Linked DNA regions of Mus musculus: region 2 is linked to region 1. The links are chromatin loops, found by intact Hi-C in ENCODE. Cell type or tissue: left cerebral cortex. All regions are shown on one strand. Links, peaks and the distances in the headings refer to the core of each region. The heading gives the core; the rest is flanking DNA.

Region 1 (5,372 bases), core at 131-5,130:
AGCAATCTACCTAGTGCATGCTGTGTAACTGCAGGATGCTATTTGTGCTCCTTCCTGGATCATGTGATAATATCTGGACTTTTGAGACACAAAAGATACAGGTTCTCAGCAGTCAAGAATTAAACTGAAGTCAATAAAATGCTGAATAGAAAAGGCAGAAGTCTCTGTGAGAGCCACATCTGCCATCAGATCTTTCTAGGGGATATGGGTTTGCAGGATGAAAAATACACAACAGACGTTTGAAGCCGACTTCGGAGAGTAAGTAAATCTGACGACCAGAAGGCTTAAAATATAATAGAAAGAAAGGAGTGTACAGAGCTCACGGGACCCTGAAGGGAAACGAGAGCAGCAAGTCTGTTGTGTCCCTTTTCTCCACAAACATTTCAAAACATGACACTGGCGGCAGCAAAACTGCATCTCGAAGGTACTACTAGAGCGTTGTCTCTTCTTCCAGACGGGAACACATAGACAGGGAATGGCCTCTTACAGCACTGACAACTTTCAGAAGCATCGCGGATCTACCAGAACATCAGGGTCGGGAGTGGTGGTGGAGAGGAATTAGGCTCCTTCCATCACCCTCTGTGGAGAAAAATATGAGCTTTCAAAATCTTCCCGTGGCTTGAACAGAAACTTGAAAGGGACTCTACGGAGCGCACAGTGCTTCGGACCTTACCCACCAGATTATTACGTATATGTATACCAAGGAGGAGCCAAAGAATGGAGGACCACCGCGGGCTTCCCAGAGCCAGGAAGAAAATGCGGGGTGTGTAGTCTCAGCCCAGGGCTTGGGGTGGGCAGGTTGCGTTCGCTGTAGGGTGGAGTAGCTGCGGGGAAAGCAGGCCTCCCCAGGGGGCTGCTTTGCAGCCGGGATTGTTTGGCTCGCGTCAGAGCAATCCCCGGGGAGCCTCTGAGCGAAGGAGGGGGCCAAGAGGATGCCGCGAGGAGCGCGCAGCGAGCTTCTAGGCCGCGTCCCGCGCACGTACGAGTGTGCACCGTAGGGAGGTACAGGGCGTGTGCACGGCACGGGCCGGAGGCGCGCCAGTGCGTGCGCCAGGTTCAGGGCGCCGCTGCGCAGAGGGCCAGCGCCGCCGGGCGAAAACGCTGCGCAAACCCGGGATACGGCGGGGCGCAGAACCGGAGAACGGAGGCGGCTACGCAGAACTGAATCTGCGGCCCTTTGGTGCGCAAGCTAACGCGGAGTCACAGTGCCCAAAAGCGTGAAGGCAAGCGGCCACGGGAGAATTCCGCACGGCTCTCCGCATTGACCGGGAAGGAGCGTCAGCTCCGAGGAAAGGCGCGCGTCCGAGGCGCGTGAAGAACGCGCAGCTCGCACCCCCGCGCGCTCCACGCGCGGTCTGGACGACCACAGCGCGGGCGGGTATTAGGGGAGAAGGAGGAGGCGTGGTCTTTTCGTGACGAACCAATGGGATCGGGAGCACTGCCTGGAGGCGGAGCTCAGGATCAGGGCGCTGATTGGCCATTCCGCCCTCCGGTATGCAGATGCGGTGGGAGTCACGTGCCGGGGGCCGGTACGACTTCCTGTTGGAGGCCCACGCGGGGCGGGGCCGGGGGCGCGAGCGCCGCGTCTGGCTGGAGCGGGGGGAGGGGGGTTCTTGTCAGTTAGAGCAACAAGATGGCCGCGGTGGCAGCTCCGCACCTCAGCGCGACGGCCCCGGGAGCCGCAGCCGCCGTCGCCGTCCGCGTCGCCGTGCAGCCCTGAGAGCCGCCGGGTCACCCCGGCCGCCCCCGTGACAGGCGGTCCTCGCGCCGTCGCGCTCCCGCCGCCGCCGCCGCGGGCCCGCTCGAGCCGGAGCCTGAGGCGGAGGGAGCGGAGCGGCCCCGCGCCCAGCCGCCCATCGCCGTCCCCGCCTCAGACCCGGGCTGCGTCCGAGCCGCGGCCCGCCGAGACTTAGGAGCAGGGCGCGTCGCGGCGTCGCGGGCACTGGACCTGGACCTGCCGGGACGTGCCGCCGCCCACCCGCCGCCCGCGCCCGGACTCGATCCTGCGGCGCCGGCACTGAGCGGGCCCCCGCCGCCGGAGCGCCCCCGAGGGCCCCGGGCGGCCGAGAGCGACCTCTCCACCGCCAGGCCCGCGCCGCCGGAGCCCCGCGGAGCCGCCGCCGGGGACGGAGCCCAGGTGAGAGCGCCACCGCCGCAGCGCCCGGAGGTCTTCGGGCCCTTTGTTCGGCCGAGCCGGAGCGCGGCGGCCCCGAGCTACCCGCGTGCGGCGCCGGCCGGGGTTGACGGGCGGAGGAGAGGCACGGACTGCGAGCTCCTGGCCGGGCGTGCGACATCGGGATGGGGACCCAGGGGTCGGACACTTAGCCGTTCCCCCCAACCCCCGCGCTCGCTCTCTCGTTCTCTTAAAACTAATGCAGTGGTGGATGATACCCGCTCCCCTTGCATGGTCCCCTGCAGACCGTGCGTTCCCAAAGGGTGGCATACACCGATCCGCAGTGTGGCGTTGTTTGGTGAGCCATGGGCGACCCCGAGGGCCCCCTACAGTTGTGAAATGAGGTGGATTTATTTGTAACGGTGTTGCAAACGGATTGCGGAGTGCTTGCGTGCTAGGAAGACGCACCGCCACCGCCGCCAATGCAGCTACCTCGACCGGGTTAACAGATAAGGAAACCCGAGCGCCCCGACGCCGTCTCTGCTTTTTTAGGGTAGCTTGGTCCGCGGCTTCGCCAAGTAGGTGAGATGTAGCGAATGCTTCCGTAGCAGTTAAAACCTGCAGATGTGGACCTGAAGCTGTCCCCCACCCCCATCTCCCTGTGCGTTGGCCGGGCGAGGAGACGGTTGGCGCGCGCGCTGCGCGTCGCTGGAGGAATCTTGATGAAGGATGGTGCTGGGATGCTGTGAGGGAGCCCGGGGAGGAGGAGGAGCCGGCGGGGCTCGGCTGCACCTATGGCGTTCTGAGACTTCTGACAGTGCTGGTGCTTCCGTGTGTAATTAGTTGAGTTCTTTCCAACCTTTGCCTTCGCCAGATGAAACCTCCATTTGAGTGGTCTGCCCATTGGCTTCTGGGAGTGAAACATAGGTTCAAAACTCAAAATGGTGCTCCATTGATGGCCAACTTGGGCATCTTGAAGGAGTTGCACGTCGGAGTCTCCTGGCTCCTTTGCTCCATTGTACTGCCCAGGTTCTGATGGTAGTGGTTGTTTTCTGGGTGTCTGGTGTGCACGTTAACCGCCTTGTGCCAGTATAGATAGTCTATTCATCACCACATCTCTGAATGGCACCTGACTGTATATGCAGTTATTTTATGCAATTTCCTGTCTTTGGATTGGAATAACTATGTGAATTAGTTCAGACCCTAAAAATGTGACCTGAGTGACTTCAGAGGATAGTTTGAACTGTATATGGGGTGCTGACAATTGTATTCCTGGATTGCAGACTTCTTTCCCTAGGAAATGAAATCCTGAGTTAGATAAGACAGCCCAAGCCAGTTGAACTTGGCTGGCAGAGGGCACCTTTTTTCCCCCCCAGAACAGAAGAGGTGAGCCTTGCTTTGGACATTTCAGTGTGGTTAAGATGCTTTTATTGAGGAAATGAGGTGTCTAAAATACAGGGTTCTGTTATATTGACGAAATTGATTTTATTCATGGGGGGAGTCTGAATAGTTGGGACTTCGTTTACCAATACTGAAAAGACTTTTTTTCTCCCTATCGAATTATCTTAGTACTTGTGTTTTCATAAGATTCTTAGAGTCTATTTTTATTTTATATTTTGAGTAATCAGAAATTAGTAGTTCAGAAAGTAATAGTTAAATTGTGCATCCTACACATATGATTTAATTATATGGATCTGATTTTAAAACTATGAATTTAAACTCATGCTTCTTGTCCAAAGCAATCTGACAGTGATCTCCCATGTGCTAGTAAGCTGTCAGTTTGGACCCTAAGATTGGCAAAGGGTTAATCTTAATTCCACTTTTGATTCTGGTGTTTAAATGTTTAGGTGGTTATAGGGACTCTAGTAAATGCTGGTCTTCCTCTTTATGTTTTGTGTTGTCATAAGGAGCAGATATATGGTTAATAAGAAGGGTTCTTTTCTAATAGGTTTATATTTATGTTTAATTGACTTGGCATTTTGGAATAAGGAGTTGAGTGCTGGAGTAAGGTTCATTGTTTCATTTGACATCCTTGGCTAAAAAGTTGCCAAGGCACTTGGAGATTATTTGAAACTTTAAAGGACAATTCCTCATTCCTGCCACCTTTTGTTAAGCAGTGACCTTACTGAAGTAATTGTGTGTTCTTCCAAATACTGTCACTCAGAACTAAGCCTGGGAGGGAGGAAGTCAGGACTGGGGTGAGAGGCAACTTTTTCCTCATTGAAGGGAGCTTTATAGGGAAGATAAAATTTCTGCAATACTGACTAAGAATCGAGTGTCTGTATCTTCCCACATATTCATAGCCACCAGCTAGGGAAAAGGAGGTCCTGCCTGTTACTCTTGCTGGACCCAAGTTGACATTGACGGGTCAATGTGGGGGTGGGGTGGGGGGGTGGAGGGGTTGATGGGGTCGACATGATTAGTAGCATTACTTTCTTGTGTGGTTTGGTTTGAGTGTGTTAAGTGTCTTTGGCATCATAAATAGCTCCATTACAACCTAAAATGAAGAGCTATTTTGTAGACTACCTCCTTCTCCAGTATGAATTAAACCTGTGAAGGGAAGGTGTGTGTCTGTGTTGGTGTGTGAGATTGTGTGAGGACTATGACTTACTCAAGACTTACTGTGCAAGGGTGATATTAGATTAGAGTTTTTAAATTTTATTTTTATTTTCTGTGCTTTGGTGTTTTGCCTGCATGCTTGTCTGTATTAGGGTGTTGAATTTCCTGGAACTGGATTTACAGATATCTGTGAGCTGCCATGTGGGTGCTGGGAATTGAACCCAGGTCCTCTGGAAAAGCAGCTACTAGTACTCTTAACCAGTGAGCCATTTCTCTGGCCCCTGAGAAAATTTTACAAGAAAGAAAATTGGTGATTTTAGGGTTCAATGTAGCAAAGATTTTGTTTGGAGAAAGTATGAAAAAGATGAGGCAGGATTACATGCAGTTCTTGGGACCCAGAGAGGTATGCTCTGGGGGAGCAGGAGACAGAGCCCCATCAGGCAGGACAGGAAGGTTCCAAATGAGCCCAGAAAAGCCAGGTGGTAGTTTTTGTGTGGTTGGATTTGGATTCCTTTGATTGAAATTGCTTGGAGGTAATCAGATAGGCTTTACCTCTCTCTCATTCAGCCTCGTTCAGACTTTGTGCAGGTGAGAGAATGGAAGTGAGCAAGAGATGAAGTCCTCTGTCAGGGTAAATGGCTTCAGGGAAGGAGACTTAAGATACTAGCATCTTTATCACTGCATTGAAGACACAGCTTTG
Region 2 (5,372 bases), core at 245-5,244, 240 kb before region 1:
ATCTAGGCTGCTCTGAGAGCTGCCTTTTGCTTAGGGGGACCTGCAGGCAATGTCCTTCCTGGTGCCATGGAGAGAAACAGGGCTGGTGTGGAGTCCCAGGAGACAGTTGGGCTGTTTCTTTCCCTCTAATTTGGGTCCACACACTTGTGCAATATGAAGAATGTCATGACATCACCTGGTGGTTCCAATGACACACTTAGCAGTTCATTTTCCTTTGCTGACTACCCTTTCTTCTTTAGTAAAGATTTTATTGTTTTTTGCTTTTTGGATTTATTTATTTATTTATTTAATGTATATGCAAGTACACTGTAGCCGTCTTCACACACCAGAAGAGGGCATCAGATCCCATTACAGATGGTTGTGAGCCACCATGTGGTTGCTGGGAACTGAACTCAGGTCCTCTGGACCTGAGTCAATACTCTTAACTGCTGAGCCATCTCTCCAGCTCCAAGATTTATTTTTTATGTTTTATTTATGTGTATGTCTGCGTGTACATGTGTTGTGGTAAATATTAAAAAATGAACCCTCCAATTCTCAGTGGGGCCAGGCCATGCTCCTGCTGCCACCACCAACTCTCTGGAGCCAGTCCCCATGCCAGGTGATCTCACTCACTTGTTCTCTTGGCCTGCCAACTTTCTGGCCCTGTGGGGCCACAGGACTCCCGCTGGGCCATCTCTCGGACAGGGCTCCAGAGTTCCTCTCGCTTCCACACATGGCTCCATACACCCCACAATCAGCCATCTCAATACCTATTTACCCTGTAGAAACATGACTCTTAAAGCTTAATTATCCAATCATATTTATATAACAATAAGATCACAATTTACAAGATGCCAATTCAATAATTTCAGAGCTAATTGATAATGATAAAAGCTTTACCCCAACCGGGTGGTGGTGGCGCACACCTTTAATCTCAGCACTTGGGAGGTAGAGGCAGAGGGATTTCTGAGTTCGAAGCCAGGACTGCACAGAGAAACCCTGTCTCAAAAAAAAAAAAAAAAAAAAAAAAAAAAAAAAACCGAAAAAAAAAACCAAACAAACAAACAAAAAGCTTTACCCCAATTATTCTAACCTTATGAAAATCTTAGCTACTTGTGGCTGTTTAAAACCACACAGAGCCGGGCGTGGTGGCGCACGCTTTTAATCCCAGCACTCGGGAGGCAGAGGCAGGCGGATTTCTGAGTTCGAGGCCAGCCTGGTCTACAAAGTGAGCTCCAGGTCAGCCAGGGCTATACAGAGAAACCCTGTCTCGAAAAAACAAAAAACAAAACAAAACAAAACAAAAACCCACACAGGATCAGGATCTTCTTCCTGTCCATCTGCCTCCATGTTGGCTTCTCTTCCTTCTTCCTCCTCCCTTCTCCTCCTCCAGCGATCTCTATCTCTTCCCCTCCGCCCCCACTCCTAGCTCCGCCTCCTTTTTCCTGTCCAATCACAGGGGACTTAACTGAAAAAGAAGCACTAAACCCCACCCACAGCAGGGCTGGAGAACACCTGAAACTTCAGCCCTTGGGAGTAAGAGGCAGGAAGATCTGAAGTTTAAGGTCAGTCTTGGATATTTTTGGAGTTCTAGAGTAGGCTGAGCCAGATACCCTGTATAAAAAACAAGCAAGCAAACAAACAAATAAAATTTTAAAAAAGGCATGCAGGCAAAGTGGCCAGCTCATAGCACAGAAATGAATGAATGGTATCTTAGGGTTACTATTGCTGCAATGAAACACTATGACCAAAGAAATGTGGGGAGGAAAGGGTTTATTCAGCTTATACTTCCACGTTGTTGCTTATCATCAAAGGAAATCAGGGCAGGAATTCAAACAGGGCAGGACCCTGGAGGCAGGAGCTGATGCAGAGGCCATGGAGGGATGCTGCTTACTGGCTTGCTCCCATGGCTTGCTCAGAATGCTTTCTTATAGAACGCAGGACCACCAGCTCAGGGATAGCTCCATCAATCGCTAATTAAGAAAATGCCCTACAGCTGGATCTTACAGAGGCATTTTCTTAATTGAGGTACCCTCCTTTCAGATAACTCTAGCTTGTATCAAGTTGACATAAGATCAGCCAGGACAAACAGGGTAGGGAAGGGACCCTTGAACTGAAGCAAAAATGTCCCCTAGGCAGGCTGACAGCACACAACTGGTAGCTTTGGCAGACACACCACACCAGGCACAATCCAGCAGCTATAGTTTACTCCCAGAGGAACTTAAGCTCACCAACCAGCCTGAGGTGAGGCTGTGGAGGATCCTCACAGCAGTTCTTGGGCGAGCTTCTCTCAATGGCAGCATAGCAAGGTAGTGCAAGCCGAATCAGTGCTCAGTGCTTGTTTCCCATGGTCTGTGGGGTCATATTTATACTCCTTAATCAAGTGTCCTTTCTCGTGTCTGCTTTAGCACCTTTCACCTGTGTGCCTCAGCAGAACATCATTTGACATAACTAACTTTTGAAAGAAACTAGAAGTTTCCACTTCACGAGACTCTGTATCAAAGCAAACAAACTGAAGAAGGCCTGAAGCACACTGATGTCTTGAGTCCGCTGGAACATGCCTACGACTAAATGAAGTTTCCAAGATTCATTACAGAGTGAGAAAAACAAGCGCAGAAACTGTGAACATGGCAAAACCCTAAGTGCGTTAAAAAAAATAAAGAAGCAAAAAACACACATCCAGGCATCTGCGCGTGAACATGTCTGGGGGGGGGGGGGCATCAGGAGCCTCTGGGGGGGCATGGTTGTTGGAGGCGCCGCAGGGAGAAGGCATCTCTGGCATTTACACAACAGCCTTAGGCTGGATCCCCAGTACACGTGCCCTTGTCCTGGTGGCTCTCTTGGGCTTTAGCCCTTCTGTTAAAACCACAGAGAGCCCTTCAGACTAACCACGGGGGCAGATATTTACTTCCCGGTCTGCTGTGACACAGTGCCTGACAAGAAGGAACTTGAGGGAGGGAGCGGTTATTTCAGCTCACAGCTGGAATGGATACAGTCCATCACAGTGAGGAAGTTAAGCTGGCAGGGTGTGAGGTGGCTGGTTATGGCATGGTATCCATCCTGCTATCCTCGGCAGGAAGAAGAGACAGATGGAGGCTGGTGTCCTTCCCCCTTTTATTCGGTCCAGGACCACACCCCTTGGCAAGGTGGCACCTACATCCAGGGTGAGCCTTTTATGTCAGTTAAGCCAGTCTAGAAACTCCCTCACAGATATGACCAGAGGGTTTATTCCCTGGTGACCTTATATCCTGCCAGGCTGACAATGTTAATCATCACATTGGGTAAATTACTGCCTTACATGAGCAATATTTAGGGGTTCCGATGGTGTGCACCCTCATGGAACAGCAAGTGTCCCCAGTGTGTGCCCTTTTCCCAGTCACCTGTCCAGCTGTGGTGTGACAGAAGTGGGGGGTGGAGAGAGAATGGACATAGATTAGTGTAATAGAGAAAGGGGAGAGACAGAGATATACAAAGAAACACACAGAGAAAGACACACTGTTGTTTGAAAAGATAGATACAGAGAAACAGAGAAAAACAAGGTTGATGATAGAGAAGACAGAGAGAGATACAGTGAAACAGGAGGCAGAGGTAGAAAGTGGAGAAGTGGAAAGGGAAAGAGAGGAACAAACAGGGCAGAGCTGTTCCTCTCACAGAAAACACAACCCCGCTGTGGTGGTTTGAATAAGAATGGTCCCCAAAGACTCACGTGTTTGCACATCCGTCCCCAGTTGGTAGCTATTAAGGGGAGGATTAGGAGGTGAGCTCTTGCTGGAGGAGGTGTGTCACCAGGGATGGAGTCTTAAGAACTTTGGACCATTCTTGTGCGTGTGTTGTCTTTGTGTCTTGATGGAGGTGTGAGCTCTCAAGTTCCCGCTCCAGTTGCCAAATCTACAGCTGTTGGAAAGCTGACCTCACTCTCTGGAACCGTCAGCCCCAAATACACCTTTCCTTCTGTCTGTAGGTTGTCTTGGTGTTTTATCACGGGAAACACTGGAGTCACTGGGAATCTAGCAGACTGCAGACTGGTGGCCAGGAGCTGCTACCTCAGGCAGGGAGGGTGGAGAGGCATGGGGCGTCTCCAGTCTGAGGCTACCACATGAGGCAAGGACTTCTCTGGAGGAGGCCCGGATTCAGAAGCCAGGATGTCATAGTGGGGTAGACTTCTGCCTGGGCCATGCTGGCTCTGTGAAGAGATTTTTTTCCCCCTGTGCCAAGCATGGCCGGCCTTTTGACACTGCCAAGACATACAAAGTTCACGATGAGAACTATGCAGTGGAGTTACAATTTTTTTTCCCAAAACCTATCTTTCTCATATTTTGGGTAAGTTCACAGTTTTGTGTTGTGCTGCATGCAGGCACAAGCTACAGGCTGGATATGCGTGCTTCTTCTAGAAACTTCCATTTTCCTCCAAACAGAGTTCTGACCCGAGCTGCTGACCCAGAAGACGAAATGAGAAGATAGATAGACTGGAAAGTTCATTCCGGCTTAATCCCGGTGGAATTTCATCAGAGCTCCTGGAGAGTTGGACAGCAGCATGCCCCGAGGGAGCTGGGGCGGGAGGAGAGGCGCTTCCCCAGGTGGGCGGGCCCTGAAGGGTGGAGGAGGGGCGGGGAGAGGACGGCTGCTGAGGCTGCGGCGGCGGCAGCTACTGCTGCTAGGCTGCTTCCTGGGGCTTCCTGGGACCTAGCCGCCTGATGAAGGGCAGGATCTTGTCTTCATTTGTGCTTTCAGACTCTTCTTCTTCCCCAGGAAGTGATTAGCCAGGCAGACCTGTTGTCCTATGGAGGCGCACGTTACCCGGCGGATGTAATTACCCATTCGCTCTGTTATTAGCTGGGGTAAGAGATTGAGGCTCTCGCCCTGCTCCTGCATTTCAAAGCTTACTCACACGCCCGCATCCCTGATATTAAAGCACAATGAGACTTTTTTGAATTCAATTAAGCATTTGCCTACTGTGACTCTTTATTCATCGCAAATTGTCTCAGTAAATAATCTTCATCAAAAGTCAGAACCAATCCCCATTAGTTGTTTAGATTAATTAATGGGTCCCCCCGGAGCCACCCAAATGAATTCAATTTGAACGTCAACAACTTGCGGTGGAGTTTCCCAGGCTGGCATTAAGACAATATCAAACCTGCAATAAGTCACATTTAAAATGTTAATTCAGGGAAGCTTTCCATTTACAGTATTTAATTAAATCTTTAAATAAACGGCGCGGGCTCAGGACCAGATGGTTCTGCATTTTCATTGTGGAGCGGAGCCTCGAAGTCATCGAGGGAAGTATATTGGAGGCGCAGCGTAGATAAGCAGGATATATGGAGCAATAAAATCTAATCTGGTTTCCAGTGGGGAGATTTGGTGTATGTACACAACCCAGGCTCAAATTGTAAGTT

Evidence for each region. Peaks named below come from ENCODE experiments on the same cell type or tissue, not always from the same donor. Only the 100,000 strongest peaks of a DNase experiment are listed, where the experiment ranks them.
Region 2: a loop joins it to region 1, with 5 times the contacts of the local background. A loop is called at or near these places in 5 of 42 quality-filtered maps.

Annotation. Positions count from the first base shown.
Region 1 is chr11:117,653,195-117,658,566 of GRCm38, forward strand. It overlaps Tnrc6c (trinucleotide repeat containing 6C), which reads left to right and starts at 1,095. Exons shown (of 22, transcript NM_198022.2): 1 at 1,095-1,492. In left cerebral cortex, for the core only: a CTCF peak has its summit at 2,493; DNase peaks (open chromatin) are centred at 480, 990, 1,461 and 2,803; H3K4me3 peaks cover 3,648 bases; H3K27ac peaks cover 2,635 bases.
Region 2 is chr11:117,410,449-117,415,820 of GRCm38, forward strand. Gm34128 (a long non-coding RNA gene) reads right to left here and starts at 822. Exons shown (of 3, transcript XR_880326.2): 1 at 613-822. Gm11729 (predicted gene 11729) reads left to right here and starts at 3,941. Exons shown (of 3, transcript NR_132097.1): 1 at 3,941-4,299; 2 at 4,395-4,556; 3 at 4,729-4,920. In left cerebral cortex, for the core only: a CTCF peak has its summit at 357 (motif pointing right); DNase peaks (open chromatin) are centred at 4,628 and 5,201; H3K4me3 peaks cover 497 bases.